Linked DNA regions of Homo sapiens: region 2 is linked to region 1. Evidence: read pairs that join two places in POLR2A ChIA-PET (ENCODE). Cell type or tissue: Panc1. All regions are shown on one strand. Links, peaks and the distances in the headings refer to the core of each region. The heading gives the core; the rest is flanking DNA.

Evidence for each region. Peaks named below come from ENCODE experiments on the same cell type or tissue, not always from the same donor. Only the 100,000 strongest peaks of a DNase experiment are listed, where the experiment ranks them.
Region 2: POLR2A ChIA-PET joins it to region 1 with 11 read pairs; 2 of 35 experiments call an interaction of 5 or more read pairs at or near these places.

What each region holds. Positions count from the first base shown.
Region 1 is chr21:45,323,422-45,334,180 of GRCh38, forward strand. No RefSeq gene overlaps it. Among named protein-coding and RNA genes, the nearest start is that of LINC00316, 13 kb to the right of the region's middle. RefSeq lists enhancers at 1-804, 3,709-4,430, 3,891-3,940, 6,597-7,318. In Panc1, for the core only: no CTCF peak of the experiment used is centred there; no DNase peak of the experiment used is centred there; H3K4me3 peaks cover 1,197 bases; H3K27ac peaks cover 4,000 bases.
Region 2 is chr21:44,923,314-44,929,256 of GRCh38, forward strand. ITGB2-AS1 (ITGB2 antisense RNA 1) reads left to right here. Exons shown (of 3, transcript NR_038316.1): 2 at 3,555-3,691; 3 at 4,541-5,943. It also overlaps a transcript of ITGB2 not described here. Among named protein-coding and RNA genes, the nearest start is that of ITGB2-AS1, 5.2 kb to the left of the region's middle. RefSeq lists enhancers at 2,695-3,584, 3,585-4,472, 3,817-5,016. In Panc1, for the core only: no CTCF peak of the experiment used is centred there; no DNase peak of the experiment used is centred there; H3K4me3 peaks cover 1,090 bases; H3K27ac peaks cover 2,101 bases.

The DNA of each region.
Region 1 (10,759 bases), core at 3,478-7,477:
CATACGGGCACCCATGTAGCTGCCCCTCTGTCTTCTTGCCAAGCTCGGGACCCTCCCCACCTGGGACAAAGTCACCTCCAACCTCTGCGCTTCACTCATCAAAATCACCTCTGCTTAATAAACCTTGAAGGTCTCAGGTGCTGCCGGCATGGGAGGCTCCTGCCTGCAGGCCTGGGGCCAGGCCCTGGAAAGCGCTTAGGGAGGGCTGGGCTGGCAGCTGCACAAGGGCAGCCTCGTGGGATGCTGGTCAAGCAGAAAATCCCCAGGGATGTGAGCTGGTTTTTTGTGGGAACTCTGAAAGTGAAAACATCAACTCCCCGAACTGGGAGGCCACCAGCCCCAGAGGGCCCTCCCCAAGCCCCCGCGGGGTCCCAGCCAGGGCCATGGATGTGGGCAGGCCTACAGCTCACTGGCCAGCTCCCCTCTGCTTCCTCCCGGGCCACAGCATTCCTGGGGCCACCAGGGTCTCATTGTCCCTCACCTGGCCAGGGTCTCCGTGCCCCTCACCTCCTCTTTGCTGGAACATTCCACACATTCCTTCCCCCGACAGGGCAGGGTTCCTGGGCTGAGGCTGGGGCAGGTGTGCTGGGCCTGGAGCTCTCCCTAAGGTCTCCAGCTGATGTGGGCTCCTGGGATCTGCACCGTCTCCCCTGGGCCACCCTCGCTGGGCTCATCCTAAAGAAGCCTCCTCCGCCTGCCCCTCCTCCCTCCCAACCCTCAGCCTCCCCACCCCCCGGCACCCACCATGAGCTGAGCCTGCTGTGAGGAGGGGGGCAGCCCCAGGACCCCACACAGGTGGGGCTCAGCAGCTTCCAGTGAGAAACCCATGCAAACTGCCTGGGGAGTTCCGGCAGCGATGGGAAAAGGCACTGTCCTACCCAGGGGGCTGAGAAGGCTGAGCCTTGAATGAATGGCAGTGAGCAGACATCAGTGGAGGTGGACAGGACACTGAGGACAGAGTCACCCTCCCAGGGAGTCAGAAATGAGGGGTGCAGGGGAGTGGGAGGGAGGTGAGGGGGTAAGGTGGGGTGAAGGATGTGGAGGGGTCTCCTGGGCTCTGGCCTGAGCTAGGAAGGGGCAGGGCTGGGTCAGGAAGCTGGGTCTGGGCGCTGTGGTGCATCCTGGGTGACTGTGGGACGCTGGAGGAGGAAGAGTTCCCGCATTTGCGTCTGGGTTGGGACTGTCTAGGCGAAAGCTCAGTGTGAATTGTCTGCTGTGTTCCCGGTGTCCAAGGCCCCCAGGGGCTGGGTGAGTCCCAAGAGGGATGTAGGCCGAGCAGAGTTGGGCACTGAACCCCCAGGCTCCCCTTGTTGACCACCCAGCCAGAAATTCCCAGGGCAGAAGGTGGGGTCTGCTCACCCATGGGGCAGGCGGTCTGGGGATGTCTGACGCCTGGGCCTCTGGCCAGCAGGATGTGGACAGAAGTGGCCGCTGGGTGGGGCTGAGTGCAGAGGGCAGTGCCCATCTGCAGCGTGGCTATGCGCCCCACAGAGTGTGGGCCTGAAGCGGGGAAAGGACCCCCCTCAACACCTCAGGCCGGCGGGTCCCATTCCAGCTGCCACCCGGACTCAGCCTGAGGCCTCCTCACCTGCACCAGCTTAACTTGGATCCCCAGCCACCACGGCACCATAGCGCCCGATTCCCATCCCGGTGCCCCTGCTTCGGGCTCACTCACATCCCAGAGAGTCGGTGCCAGCAGGGCAGGGGACAGATCACGTGGGGCTCCTGGGGGACGAACAGTCGTGGGAGGCAGGGCTGCAAGGAGCCTGTGCGGAGGGGCCTCGAGGCTGGGGTGCAGGGAAGACCCCAAGGAGGAACTGTGCGGGGAGGGGCGAGTGCCCTGCGGGTGGGGGACCCCTGCCCAGCGGGACAGCCCTGAGAAGCTGGGGCCCAGCGTGGCAGGCAGGCACATCCTTCCCACCCCAGCTTCCCCCATCGCCCACGACACCCGTCCACACCTGTGGCCCAGCCACCTACACCCCGGCAAGTCCCACCGGCCTGTTCCACTGGGAAAACCCGCACACCCCCTTATCTGCAGGACACTGGCGCCCAAGCTTGTGGGAGGCCTGAGCCGTGGGCAGAGTGGGGGAGGGAGGGAGCCACTGGTTCCCGGGAGAGCTTCCTCTCCCCAACCCCCACAACAGGTGGCAATACCTGATCCCCAGGAGAAGGTGCTTCCTTCTGCTACCCGGCCTCACTTTCCCACCCTGGGATTCCCGAGCAGCCTCAGTGAGCAGCAGACTCCAGGCTGGGTCCCCATGAAGCGGGGGACTGCTATGCCTGCAGCCCAGGAGCAAGGTGCACAGTGCACCCGGGGGTGTCTCCAACCTGGTTCTACCTGGCTCCACGGGCAACGGTCCCAGTGGGCTGTGGTCCCTCCACGAGCTGTGGTTCTGTGGGCTGTGGTTTCGTGGGCTGTGGTCCCTGTGGGCTGTGCTGTGGCTCTCATCTGCCCCCCAAGGGGCCTGGCTGGACCTCTGTCTCCTCTGACGCTGCACTTGTCTGTGTCTCGGCCTTGGCTGCCGCTCCCCTGCCATGCGGGCTCGTCCCACACGGCCCCTGCCTTGAAGACATCTTCACATGGAGTTGGCAAAGCCCCGGGAGGCTCTGGGCCCTTGTATCGGGGTTGGGGGCGTTAACCAGCCCCCCGGGAGGCTCTGGGCCCTTGTATCAGGGTTGGGGGGTTAACCAGCCCCCTGGGAGGCTCTGGGCCCACTCTGTTTCTAACTGAGTCAGAGCCAAGATTAGAAAAGGCTGAAACCACCCCCTACAACCCAGGGCCCTGGCGCCTTTGCCAGCTGTTTCTAATCAGTCCGTGGTGTCAGCCACATGGTGTTGCCCCAGGATCCCCGAAGCCAAGTCAGCCTTCACTGTGGAGGAGCAGGGCGGCCTTGAAAGGAGCTCTGTCCTCCATGGGGCCTCGGCCAGGAAGGCACAAAGGGGCTTTGTCCCCAGCCCAAGCCTGGAAGACCCTCCTCCAGCTGTGGCCCTCGGGACTGTCTGGCCGGCTCGTCCTTGGGGGTTGCATCTCCCCAGGCTGCAGCATGGGCCCCAGTCAGCCGCTGAGGTGCAGAGGATGAGAAATTCCACAGAAAAGCATGTACGGACACCTTGGGGAAGCTTCCGGAAGAATGCATGCAGGAGGCTAGCCACATGCCCAGGGTGGGACTCGGGTCCAGTTCCCTGCTCCTGCCCCCACAGCATCCTCAAAGCACTGAAACATGAGCGCATGGGCCGTGGGGACGCACTGTCGGAGGTCACTGCCTGACCCGGTGCCCAGTGTCTGCCCTGGCCCGTACGGTCCCATCGATCTGCCCCAGACGTGCTGCAGCCGTGTGTTCAGGGCCCCAGGTCCCCCTAACTCCCGGGCTTGGCTTCCCCCGATACCACCCACGCTGGTCATCTCTTAGTCACCCTGACAATGGCCACTGCTCACAGGACAGTCCCACGCTCTGTGGCTGGGTGTGGAGGCCCCCACTGGCCCTTCCTGATACCTCTGCCCCCTCTTTTCTCCTCTCTCCCTCCTGTCCCACCCCTGGCTGCAGTTGACTCTAACATTTCACTGGCATTCACCCCGGCACAGCTCACAGGCTGCATTGCTACCTCTGGGCTTTGCTGCCTGGTGAGGTGTGGGCATCCTTCAAAGCCCAGTTCCCCAATCACCTCTTCCGGGAAGCCTCCCCTGACTGCCTGGGTGGCAATGACTCCTCCCCTTCTGTGTGCAATGGAAACAGGTGGCCTGAGGAGTCAAACGGTGCAAACCCTGCCCCACTCTGTTTGGGAAGCACCTGCTGTGTGGCAGGCGCTGCGCTTGGTGCTGGGGATAGACCATGGGGAAGAAACACACAGAACCTGCCCTGCTCTCAAGGAACAGGCCCTGGGGGCGGCCAGGGGCAGAGACCCAAGGCAGACACCCACACAGTGGCGTAATGACAGTGCTTATGGTGGGGACCTGGCTGCACAGCAGGTCAGCAAGGGGATGTTCAGGTGACACTGGGGGCACGGAGACCCAGGGGAGAGTGGATTGACAGAGGGGACGCTGGGCAAATGTCCCGAGGCTGAGGTGGAGTTGCGGGAAGGAGGAGGCTGCCGGGCAGAGGCGCAGAGAGCTTTGCAGGTGTTGGCAGAGACCAGCAGGCCCTGCGAGGCCTGGGGTGTGTCCTCAGCTGGGAGGGCCATAGAAGGATCTGGGCTTGCAGATGCTGGTGCAGACTGGAGGCCTGGGGTGTGAGAGTCCAGGCGGGGCTCCTGCCAACACCCAGGGGAGTGGGCCTGGGCCAGGTGGACCGGGAGCTGGCACGGTGGTCAGGTGCTTGGAGGCTGCGTGCCACGCTGGGGACCTGGAGGTGTGTGAGGAGGTGTCTGTTGCTCCTGGGGCTGCCGCCTGCAGGGCTGGGTGTGCAGCAGTGCGGGGCAATGAAGTGGGCGGGTTCTGGGATGGTGGACGTTCCCTTTGTTGGGAACGTGTTGGTGCCAAGCTGCCATTTGAGTTTGGCTCTGAGGGGTCTGGGCAGGGGACACACAGGGAATCACACAGGATGGAGTGAGTTCCCAGGGACCCAGGGTGGCTTGGCCTGAGAACAGCTCCCACTCCCAGATGTGTGGGAAGCCCTCGGCACCAAGCCTCAGCCTCTCCATCTGTGAAATGGAGACAACGTCACTGGACTTGCAGGCTGTCCATGAGGGTGATGCGATCAGAAAGGGTGGAGTTCCTGAACGCCCCGGGGTCGGGGTCTCACAGCAGGAGCTTAGCTGGTGTCGGCATCTCCTGGACCCGTCCTCAGCTCCGAGCGCCCAGTCCTGCCACCTGTGTCCAAGTCTGCACTGTGCCCACGAGGCCCTCAAGGCCGCAGACAGCCCCACACTTCTCGGACGCCGCCCCAGCACGGTCCTTGTGTGAGGTGGACACTCCTTCTGGACGCCGCCCCAGCACGGTCCTTGTGTGAGGTGGACACTCCTTCTGGACGCCGCCCCAGTACGGTCCTTGTGTGAGGTGGACACTCCTTCTAGGGAAGGAGTAGTAACTCTTGGGTGGTCGGGTAGTTGCCATGGAAAGGGGCAGTAATGCCCAGGTATTGCCGTGGCAACCGTAAACTGACATGGCGCACTGGAGGGCGTGCCTCATGGAAAGCTACCTGTGCCCCTGCCCTGTGTTAGCTAGGCCTCAATGTGGTCCAGTATCTGAGCACCGCCTCCTGCCTCAGATGTTCCCGTCTGTCACCCCATTACCAGGGCGGCACTTCGGGTCCTTTCCAGCCATCATTGTCCTGGCATTGCCACAGTGGACACTGCCACACAGGCTTGTGTGCTTGCGCGTACCCAGGTCCTCACCTCTCTGGGATAAACCAGGCACGTGGCGGCCGCCCCATTTTCCACCCGCCAGCGGTGGAGGAGTTGCCCAGCCTTGCAGGAAAACAGCTCTCATGCCAGCAGCGGAGCATCCTATTCAAGTTTTCTCAGGGCTGCCAGCACAAATGCTGCATGCCGGGCGGCTTCCTCAGCAGACCGTTGTTTCTCTGCGTCCTGGAGGCTGGACGTCCCAGGTCCCCGTGTGGCAGGCCCGGTTCCTCCCGCAGCCTCTCCTTGGCTTGTGGGCGGCGTCTCCTCCCTGGGTCCTCGCAGGGCCACCCCTCCGTGTGTCTGTGTCCTCCCTCCCCTTATAAGGACCCCAGGCAGACTGGATCAGGGCCTGCCCTAAGGACTGAATTTTACCTTAATCACCTCTTTAAAAGCTGTCTCCAAATACAGTCACCTTCTGGGGTCCTGGCTGTTAGGGCTTTGATGCATGGATTTGGGGGACACCGCTCAGCCCCTAACAGCCCCCATCCTCTGCCTGCCTTTACCATGGGGCTGAGCCCAGCCCTGCAGGAGTCCCCTGGTTTGATGTCTGCTGTGGCCACGGCGACCCTCAGGCTGCTCCAGCCGCACTTGTGCTTGTCTCTGCCTGGCCCTGGGGCTTCACCTCCTGAGGGGGTGGAGAGAGAGAGACCTGTCCCTCCCAGCTCTCCTGGCCTTGCCCACTGCAGAGCCCAGAGGGACATCCTCCACCGTGGGCCTGGGCTCAGGTGTGCTCCGCGTTCTCCGGCCCCTCCTCCAGGTGCGCTGCTCACAGCACACGTCTCCACGTCCTGGCATCCCGGGCCTCCCTGGGCTCCGTGGCCCCGGAGGGTGCCCCTCCCTCAGCCAGTACTGTGGGAAGAGCCCGGTCCCTCTGGGGCCAGATGAGCAGGGCAGAGTGAGCAGGTCCCCCTTTGGTGGAGATTCACGATCTCCACCCCGCCCAGCAGCCATCCCAGGCCGCAGTCTGCTGACTATCCCCAGCTCACACTTCTCACCAGCTGACACGGTGATCTGGCCGGGCACCTGCCCAGGGTCCCACCCGCAGAGGAACCCGCCTCTTCCAGGTTGGTTCCGGGCTCCTGGACGGATCACGCGCTGTTGACATGCAGTTGTAGCTTTTTTCTTGTGGGTGGGAGCAATGCTCTTCCCAGCTCCACCTGGAATTCCACCAGGGATGGGTGCAGCATCCTAACCCCGCCTTCCCTTGGAGAATTCACTGCTCTGGACAGACGCCTGGCCCAGGATTTCAAAGGCGCATCTGTTATGGACCGGGCCCCCAGAGGAGACGTCTTTTTGCCATTTTGTTTTCTGACCGGAGGGTTTTTTGGAGGTTGCCCTCCCACCCACCGGGTTGCTGGCAGCCCAGCCCGTGCTGTTTTCAGTGGACCCTTTTGCAAATGTCTTCACAGGCTCCCGGGAAGCTGAGCTGAACAGTGACCTCAGCCTTGAGCAATCCCGAGGATGTGTTTGCTGAGGAAATCATTAAACAGGGAGATGAGAGCACTCAACCCCCAACATGCCAGGCTCTGCGGGAGGCTGCTTATTCCTGTGGCCTCGGGCCAGGTGCCCCAGCGTTTGCTGCCCTTGGTAGACACTTGTCTGGCCTGAGCCCTCGGGCACCATACACCGACATGGTTAGGGCAGCCAGGGTCAGCCCGGGCCCCTGGGAGAGCTGAGTGGAGGGACCACTGGCCAAGCACAGAGGGTGCAGGGTGCCCAGGACCAGGCGTCACCTGATGGTCACCTGGGGGAACCTGCTCACTCCGCCCTGCTGCCCTGCTCACTGCTCGGGGGCCCAGCCAGGCCGGGGACCAGGGCCTCAGAGTGGAGGGGGGTCAGGGCCCAGGGCCTCAGGGTGGAGGATGGTCAGGACTCAGGGCCTCAGGGTGGGTGGTCAGGGCCCAGGGCCTCAGGGTGAAGGGGGGTCAGGGCTCAGGGCCTCAGGGTGGAGGATGGTCAGGACTCAGGGCCTCAGGGTGGAGGATGGTCAGGACTCAGGGCCTCAGGGTGGAGGCAGTCAGGACTCAGGGCCTGAGGATGGAGGGGGTCAGGCCTCAGGGCACTGGACAGCTGACTGGCTTCTTCCCAACCCTTTTCCTTCTTTTCGCCCAACATAACCACTGGGAGGTATCCACAGAAGGGGGCTCCTCAAACACTGCCTGGTGTCCTCTGTCTCAGCCCCAGGGGAAAGGACTCGCACGGGGCGGAGTGGGAACTTTGGGTGAAACTGGGCAGGGGGTGCTGGCCAAGGCGGGGGAGAGGGTGGACTCCCATCAGGTCAGGAGCTCCGAGGTGAGGCCTCTGCTAGGGTGGAGGGTCTCAAGATGGGGAGGGAGGGGTTGTGGGAAAGGGGAGGGGAGGTGGAGCCGCTCCAGGAGCCTCACGGGCCTTCGGGATGGAGCCGCTGGGCGTTGGCGAGAGGCTTCCGTCCACGGCACAGCCCCGCACGGGGGCAGAGGACGGGAAGGGACCCAGGGCAGCCCCGAACCACCTCAGACTTTTGGAAAATGAACTGGAAAGAAACAAGACTTCTTTTGAAAAGAAGAATGTCCTTTTTTATTTTGACTTTTTGTCATCGATATTTTTTGCGTTACTCCTGGTTTTAAAAAGAATTGCATTAAAATACCGCTTTTCTGATGAGTGAGTTTTTGGAACACCCCCCTGCTCCCTGCTTTAATTTTGCCCTGGAGAGGAGCACCTCATTCTACTCTGGGCTGTGCATCTTTGGAAGGAATGCTGAGACCCCCGGTTCCCACTGTCCCCGTGGGCCATACCCCGTGAGCCAGCGGGACCAGCTCCGAAGGCAGAAGGTCAGGCCGGGGTCAGCTTCAGCCTTGGCGGGGGCAGCCGCTCAGCAGAGGGTGGCCCAGGGAGGCCAGGCTGGCTAAGGGCAGGGCCAGGACCACCCAGAATGGGAGGCCCACAGCCCACCAAGGGGTTGCCCCGTGGGAAGACATGGGGAATGGGTCTGGCCCTCTCAGCACGCTGTGGAGTGTGGCAGAGGGCGGGGGTCGTGTCCTGGAAGGAGGAGGCTGAGCCTCCAGAGAGCAGCGTCGGGCTGGAAGATTAGGGGAATGCTGTGTGTACAAGGCCCAGCCATGACAAGCAGTGACTGTGGTTTTAGCCAAGAGTGGGCAGTGAGGGAGGGGACACACGTGGCGGATAGGGTGGGGGGTGGCCCCCACAGGACATCAGGAGGGACCTAAGTGAAGGAGGAAGCGCTGGCAGGCCAGGCACCCACCCTCGGGGGCCAACTATCCAGAGAGGGGCAGGGGGAGGGCAGGGGGAGGGGGCTGAGAGCGGGCAGAGGCAGGGCTGGAGCAGGGGCTGAGAGCAGGCAGTGGGAGGGCAGGGGGAAGGGGCTGAGAGCAGGCAGGGGGAAGGGGCTGAGAGCGGGCAGGGGGAGGGCCGGGGCAGGGGCTGCTGCCTCCTGGAAACGTTTCATGTTGTCCTTGCACTATTTACAGTGAGGATTATTTATAAAACCCAAATCGCTTTAAAGCCATTTCCAGGTTTTACATGAACAAAAATCTATTTGAAAAAAGAAAATAATAAAATAAACATTTAAAAATCTTTCTTAGAATTCCCTAAATTTCAGGGCCGTGTGTGTGCCCATGTGTGGTATTTGTGTGTGTGCGTCTGTGCATCTGTGTCAGTGTGTCTGTGTCTGTGAGTCTGTGTGTCTGTATCTGTGTGTCGGTGCATCTCTGTGTCTGTGTGTGTCTGTGTCTGTGTGCCTGTGTGTGTGTCTGTCACTGTGTGTGTGTGTCTGTGTGTCTGTGCATCTGTGTGTCTGTGTGTGTCAGTGTGTCTGTGTGTGTGTCTCAGTGTGTCTGTATCTGTGTGTTGGTGCATCTGTGTGTCTGTGTCTGTGTCTGTGTGCTTGGGTGTCTGTCACTGTGCGTCCGTGTGTCTGTGCATCCGTGTGTCTCTGCATATGTGTGTGTGTGTCAGTGTGTCTGTATCTGTGTGTTGTGCATCTCTATGTCTGTGTATGTGTGTCAATGTGTCTGTGTGCTTGTGTGTCTGTCACTGTGTCTGTGCATCCATGTGTCTGTGCGTCTGTGTGTCTGTGCATCCGTGTGTCTGTGCATATATGTCTGTGTACGCACACAGCTGATCCTCTGACACCGAGGAGGAGACACAGTGGGGATTCTGGGTCTGGCAGGCTCTCTCCTCTGCATCTCTCAAGCCTCCCACAACCCCCTTAGTGTCCACCCATGCTGTAAGAGGAGACCATCTGGAGTCCCAGGTGTTTTAGAGACTGGAAACCAGCCCACGGGGCCCCTGGAGGAACAAAAACCAGCTCCCAGCCAGCGCATGCACACCTGAGACACGCCCTCAGCCACTGGCTTCTGCCACTGCTTTACTGGGTCAGCCATGAGTGGGGCTGAGGAGCCCGCCCTCCCATCAACGTGTTGCTACCTGGAGAGCATTGACAGACTTGGGCCATTCCTCTCCGTGGCGGGTGCCCCTGTCTTCCTGTCTACATGAGTCCAGGGGCCCTGTGGTGCATGGGAACAGCCAGGAGGGGTGGCTCAGCAGGACTAAGATGAGAGACTATCATGAGACCCGGGCACATTCCCACCAACAGCGGGTTCCTTTCCGTCCCCGCATCTTCCCTCACCAGCAAGCCCCTGTGCAGAGCCCAGACTCCACAAAGGCCCATCAGTCATCACTGTCCACATGTGCATCCGATGTGTAGGGTGGCGGCGGGGACGAGGCTCAGACAGACAAGACACCCCAGGGTCAGCCAGGCCGGCCTGTCCCACTTGAGCTGGGCTGAGACACCAATGTCACCCCTCTTGAAGCCCCCAAAGCTTGCTCTCTGGCCGACAGCTGGCTTTTGAGCCAGAAGGCTGGTGACCCTGTTAGGATCTGGCAGACCCGCCAGGGTGGCTCCCAACTCACCCACTTCCCGCCCTGAGGTCCTCTCCTCCCTCCCCACCCTCTGGCTACATGGACTCTCCATCCTGGAACACCGGGCATGACCTGACTCGCCTTTGCCTCGCCGTTCCCTCTGCCTGCGATGCTGTTTCCCCGACCACACAGGCCTCCCTGGCTCCTGGCCTCCTCCAGTCTTTTCTCAGGGTCTTCTCCGTGAGGCCCCTCTGACAACCCCGTTCACATTCCTAACCAGCACCCAGCAGCCTGTCTCATTGTCTCTTACTGGAATGTGTGTTTGCACGGCAGGGATTTTCCCCCTGCTGTGTGGTGATGGATCCCCAGCGTCTGGAACTGCTTCCAATGCGAAGGAGCTCGGAAGCCTTCAGTGTGGGGATGAGTGAGTGAGGCAGGCGGCTGCCGGTGCGGGGAAGACAGTTAGGGTTGTTCTTACATGATAGTTTTTAAAGATGCCATCTTTTCAACCAAGAAATTCTACTTCTAGGCCCCTGCCCTGGAGAAACAATGAACTGGT
Region 2 (5,943 bases), core at 1,944-5,943, 400 kb before region 1:
GGACCATATTTTAAAATCATTGTTAATTGTTTTAAGTGTGACAATGGTTTGTGGTTATGTTAAAAAGTCCCCATCTTTTAGAGTTACATGTTGAAATATTTGCAGATGGTGCAGTATAATGTTTCAGATTTATTTCCCAATAAAGAGGGGTGGGTTGGGTTGGGGGAGAGTCGGGAGAGGTGTTGATACAACAAGATCACCTGTGAGTTGATTATTTTTGAAGCCACTGTTGGGGACATGGGGCTTCACTAATCTATTCTCTCTACTTCTGTAGATGTGTGAAATTTTTTGTAGTAAGATTAAAAAAACATTTCAAGGAAGTGTAAAGTTATTATTTCGCGGGTATAAAGTTCCCGTTTTGCAAGATGAAATGGTTTTGGAGAAGTTGGTGGTGATGGTTGCACAGTACTAAGTGTCCTTAATGCCACGGAAATGCATAACTTCAAATGGTTAAAATGGTGAATTTATGTTATGTATATTTTATCACAATTAAAAAGTAAAAAGTGTAAGAAAGGCTCTCTATCAGATAAACTGTTAAAAGAGAACACTGAAGGCTGAAAATAAAGAAACGGAAAATACACGTATGTGCTAGAAAATACTAACGAAGATATCGTGTAACATCAAAAAGATAGAAATCAAAGCAAAATGCATCAAATGGACAAAGGAAGATGTAGCCAATGAGAGTCAGAATCCACAGACAGTTCAGCAGCCATAATCCTTTGTGTGCCGAACTTCAAAATATATAAAACAAAGACTGACAAATATATAAGCAAACTGACACAGCCCCAAACAGCAAATATCTCTAACAGATCTCTCTCAGAAATAAACACATCAGGCCAGTCGCGGTGGCTCACACCTGCAATCCCAGCACTTTGGGAGGCTGATGTGAGCGGATCACCTGAGGTTAGGAGTTCAAGACCAGCCTGGCCAACATGGCAAAACCCTGTCTCTACTAAAAATACAAAAATTAGCTGGGCATGGTGGCGCATGCCTGTAATCCCAGCTACTTGGGAGGCTGAGGCAGGAGAATCACTCAAACCTAGGAGGCAGAGGTTGCAGTGAGCCGAGATTGTGCCACTGCATTCCAGCCTGGGTGATGAGAAGGAAACTCTTACTCAAAAACAAAAACAACAACAAACAAACAAGAAAAAATCAAATAGAAATGCAAATTTGGCAGGTAGAGAATTTGAGGAACGTAACCATTCGTCTCCAACTTAAACACAATTATGTTACAAAGTGGGACAATGATAAACACATAATTACTAGACCACAAGGGAAATAACCACATATTCTAAAGCACAAAGACCATAAGGAGGCCAAATTCACGGACACAATTGAATGAAATTAGATGCTGTCCAAAGGATGGCATGAAAGAAAAAAAACAGCACTCCTGAAAAGTGGACCCAAATATAGCCTAGATCACATACATCCATGGTGCCACACTCACGCTACGGGGTAATGAATAAGAGCCCTTGAAGTGCTGCTCTGAAGCCTCGTGACCCACAGATCCGTAACACTGAGATTCTTCTGAAAAGCAAAATGTAGAAGGAGGCATTGAAGAATAACATGCACCTCGTCCCTGCAGACCCACACACCCCTAGAGCAGGACAGTGGTTACCCCTGAAGACAGAGAAGGCTACGGGCCTGGGAGATGGAAGCAGAGGGCTTCAAAGTTCTATTGTAGAGTTTTCTTTACTAAAAAGGAAGAAAAAGTTCTGGGCAAGTCAGGCAACATGTTAAGATTTGGTAAGATGAGAGGTAGCTGTTTGGGGATTGGTACTAGTGCTCTCCATGCTGTTCTGTATTCTTAAAATAGTTTATATCTTTTTTTTTTTTTTAAAGGAGCTAGGAGGAAGTGACTGCAAATGAGCAGAAGGATCTTTCAGGGGGTGGAAATGCTCTGAAATTAGATTGTGGTGATGATTGCACAATTCCGTAAATTTTCTTTTTGTTGCTGTTGTTTCTTTCTTTCTTTTTTTAATAGAGACTAGGTCTCGCTACGTTGCCAAGGCTATGGTGAGCCAAGATCACACCACTGCACTCCAGCCTGGGTGACAGAGTAAGATCCTGTCAGAAAGAAAGAAAGGAAGAAGGAAGGGAGGGAGGGAGGGAAGGAAGGAAGGAAGGAAGGAAGGAAGGAAGGAAGGAAGGAAGGAAGGAAGGAAGGAAAAAGAAAAGAAAAAATAAAAACTGAACTCACATGAGAACCACAGCCCACAAGAGGCAGGTCTGGACTTGTGGTCTAACCCTAACCAGACTGACTGCTAGCAAAACAAAAAGATCATTGTTGTCCAGAGGATTTTAGTAGAATCCAGAGTCTTATTAAATAATATTCAAAATGTCCATGATACAACCCAAAAGTACTCAAACAGCAACAAAGAAAACCTTGAGAACTTGTAAGAGAAAAGATAACTAATAGATGCCAACTCCGAGATAATCCCAATGCTGAAATGATCACACGGAGCATTAAAACAGCTGTTAGAGGCCGGGCGCGGGGGCTCACGCCTGTAATCCCAGCACTTTTGGAGGCCGAGGCGGGTGGATCACGAGGTCAGGAGTTCGAGACCATCCTGGCTAACATGGTGAAACCTCGTCTCTACTAAAAATACAACAACAACAAAAATAAATCAATAAAAATAAAATTAGCTGGGCATGGTGGCGGGTGCCTGTAGTCCCAGCTACTTGGGAGGCTGAGGCAGGAAAATGGTGTGAACCTGGGAGGCGGAGCTTGCAGTGAGCCAAGATCGTGCCACTGCACTCCAGCCTGGACAACAGAGCGAGACTCCGTCTCAAAAAATATATATACAATAAATAAATAAATTAATTAATTAATTAAATAAAGGCTGGTGGAGGGAGTGAAGGGGAGGGGCTAGGGACCGTGGGGCTTCCCAGAGCCGTGACCTTGCTATGGGGGGACCCAGACCTCCATTCCGGGGACTCACTCAGCACTCATCTTACTATCCCCCATCTGATGTGCCTGTTGCACAAGGCTGGAAGTCAGAGGCTGTGCACGTTTTTCTTTGTGGAGACAAGTGAGTAATTGGTGCGTTTAGTGTAAAAATATCAGGTGTGGCTGCACGGAGTGAAAAATCACAGGCTCCACGGAGCCGGGAGGCCTGCTGCCCTGCCCTCTTGCTTTGATGAGGAAATGGCGACCGCAGAAGGAAATGTAGCAGCACCGGCAACCGGCATCCGTGGGGCCACGCCGGGCTGCTTCCCAGGGCCCTCCAGCCAAGCAGCCACAGGAAAGAGTAGATGTTGATCCCAAGCTAGGACTGAGGAGTCCGTCCCTAAGAGCCGAGGGAGTCAGGTGGGCGAAACTGGCCGCATGTCTGGGTACAACTGCTCAGGGTTTCTCATCTGCTGAATCACCAAGCTAGGTTCTGAAGCCAGGCGTGAGTGAGCAGGACTGGAGCAGGATTCTGGGAACAATCTTTTCCCTCCAGTCAGCCCAGAAATTCCATTTGCAGTCACTTTCACTTATGTATTCCAGAAAACTACCTGCTGTCATCAGGGGTTGGTTGGTTGAGCCTTTCCCTGTGCTTGCCTGGCAGACCTGCGTGCTCTGAGGCTGCCCGACCCTGAGCTCCAGAACAGACCATCGAGTTCAGGAGACAAGCATGTCAGCCATGACACAAGGCAGATGAGAGGGACCCCCAGCGTCCACACGTGGAGGCAGCGGGGGCAGCCGGTGAGCATAGATGGGGAAGGAGATTCAGAGCCTGAGGGCTGCTCTCCTGCCCTCCCATCCTGGACACTGGCCTGGGCCCCCCAGCTTCCCTTCGCCCAGCTTCCACCCCCATAACACACAACCCCAGAGCTTGGGAAGGAGGTCTCTCTGTGACAGGTGGGATTCTGGAAGTTTCCACGGAGGAGACCCCATAGGAGCAGGGTTTGAAGGTCAAGAAAGATGCTAAGGATGGAGAGGGCCAGTGGGGAGAGGGTGGTTCCAGGCTCACTTCACAGAGGTGCTTGGGGAGCTGCAATATTTTGGCAGCACCAAGGGAAGAGTCAGGTCAGTGAGGTTCATAAGGGATGAGAAAGGAGTCTAACCAGCCCTGGAGACCCCTGGGGTCTGGCCCCACAGGGAGATGTCCAAGTGGCAGAAAGTCCCTTCCTGCCTGGAGAGCACCCCCACGAGGACCCTGGGGCCACCCGGGAACCGCTGCTCCCTCCCAGTCACTCACCACACTTCCCTCTCCCGCCCACCCTCCAACCTGCCTGCAAATTCCCCTGCAACCCAACTCTGGTCTCCTCCCAACCCTGCCCCCACGTAGGCCTTTTTTTTTCTTTTTCACTTCTTCCCCCCAGTGACTTCCTTCTGCAGTGTTGATTCAGCTCCCTTTGAAGGCGGGTGAGACCTTTTGCAGGCTGGGGGCAGGGGCGGGGGCGGAGAAGAGGGCTGCAGGCAGGGCTGGCAGAGGGGAGGAGGTGACACACACTCCCTGGAGGCGAGTGGGGAGGGCTCGGGGCAGGAAATGGAGTTGGGTGCCCCAGGTGGGGTGCTCCAACGAGCTCTTTCTCATGGGATCCCCCACAGATCCATACAAACAGGCTGACCATCAGGGCTGGTCCCAGGCCACCAGGCTGGGTGCAATGCAGAAATGGAGATCTGCCCCGGGGAAGGCAGGTGAGTGTAGGAAGGAGGGAGGGCTGCGAGAAGCTGGGGGCAGCCTCCATCCCCCTGTGGCCTGGGTGGGCCTGTGCCCCCCCAACCCCCCGACGCAGCTTCCCACACTGGGAGCACAGTTCCTCCCTCCTCTGCCTTCCTCTGCGTGGTGTGGCTCCTCCTTGAGGGAGAGAGCTGAGGAGGTGGCATTCTTGCTTCCCTGACTCACCCAAAGGAAGATTTCACAGCCCCTGGCAAGGGCTGCCAGACAGGCTCACCTGTCACCCCCTGTCCAGGGACAGACTGACCGGTAGCCTTGGCTGGGTGGGGAGTTATGCTGGGAAGTCTTCCAGGCCCCCTGGGGGTGGGAAGATGCTCAATGTTCAAAGGAGATGGAACGAGGAAAACAGTTAAGCAACGATGGACTCCAGGGGGAAAACCGGAGAAGAAGAAACTGTAATTCCAGTCCGTCCACATGGCCCAGCAGTGAACGACAATTGCATGGTCAGAGAGAGCAAAAGCACCACGCCGACTGAAAGCAGCTCGAATGTGGTGGGGCAGTGGGAGATAATGCCCTCATCTACCAAAACAAGATCTGCCACCTTCGCAGACCACTAAACCTCATTCCTCCACCCACCTCCCCACCCCCATGAAGGCCAACTGACCAGAGAGCAGGGCTCCCGAGGGTCGGGTCGGGTCGGGTCGGGTTGGGTCGGGTGGGTGCCTCTTACCCTAACTGAGGCTCTGCCCTGGACTCGGAGTCCACTTGCTGTCAAAGCATGCCACTCTTCTTTCTGATACTTGACATATTTCTTTTCCCGTTCAATTCATGGTTTCTGCCCAAACGGAGCCACGTGAGGACTTCTTTGGGGATGTGTCTCCAAGAAAAGTGTGGGCTGCCTTCCTCACCCTGGATGCCTGTGGGCAGCCTTCCTCACCCTGGATGCCTGTGGGCAGCCTTCCTCACCCTGGATGCCTGTGGGCTGCCTTCCTCACCCTGGATGCCTGTGGGCAGCCTTCCTCACCCTGGATGCCTGTGGGCTGCCTTCCTCACCCTGGATGCCTGTGGGCAGCCTTCCTCACCCTGGATGCCTGTGGGCAGCCTTCCTCACCCTGGATGCCTGTGACTTGGTTTCCATGGGGGCTTCCTAAGCTCAGGGACCCCAAGCCTCCATCAAATCTAATGACCCGCCTTGTCTCTGAACACACCTGTGTTGTCCCCGAGCCCCTCACCAACCCCCTCTGCAACCCGGCCCACGCATTTCCCATCCTGAAGGGTCCAGCTCATAGGCCGGCCCATGTGTTCCCTTTACCCCTGCTTTGTCCCTACCTGG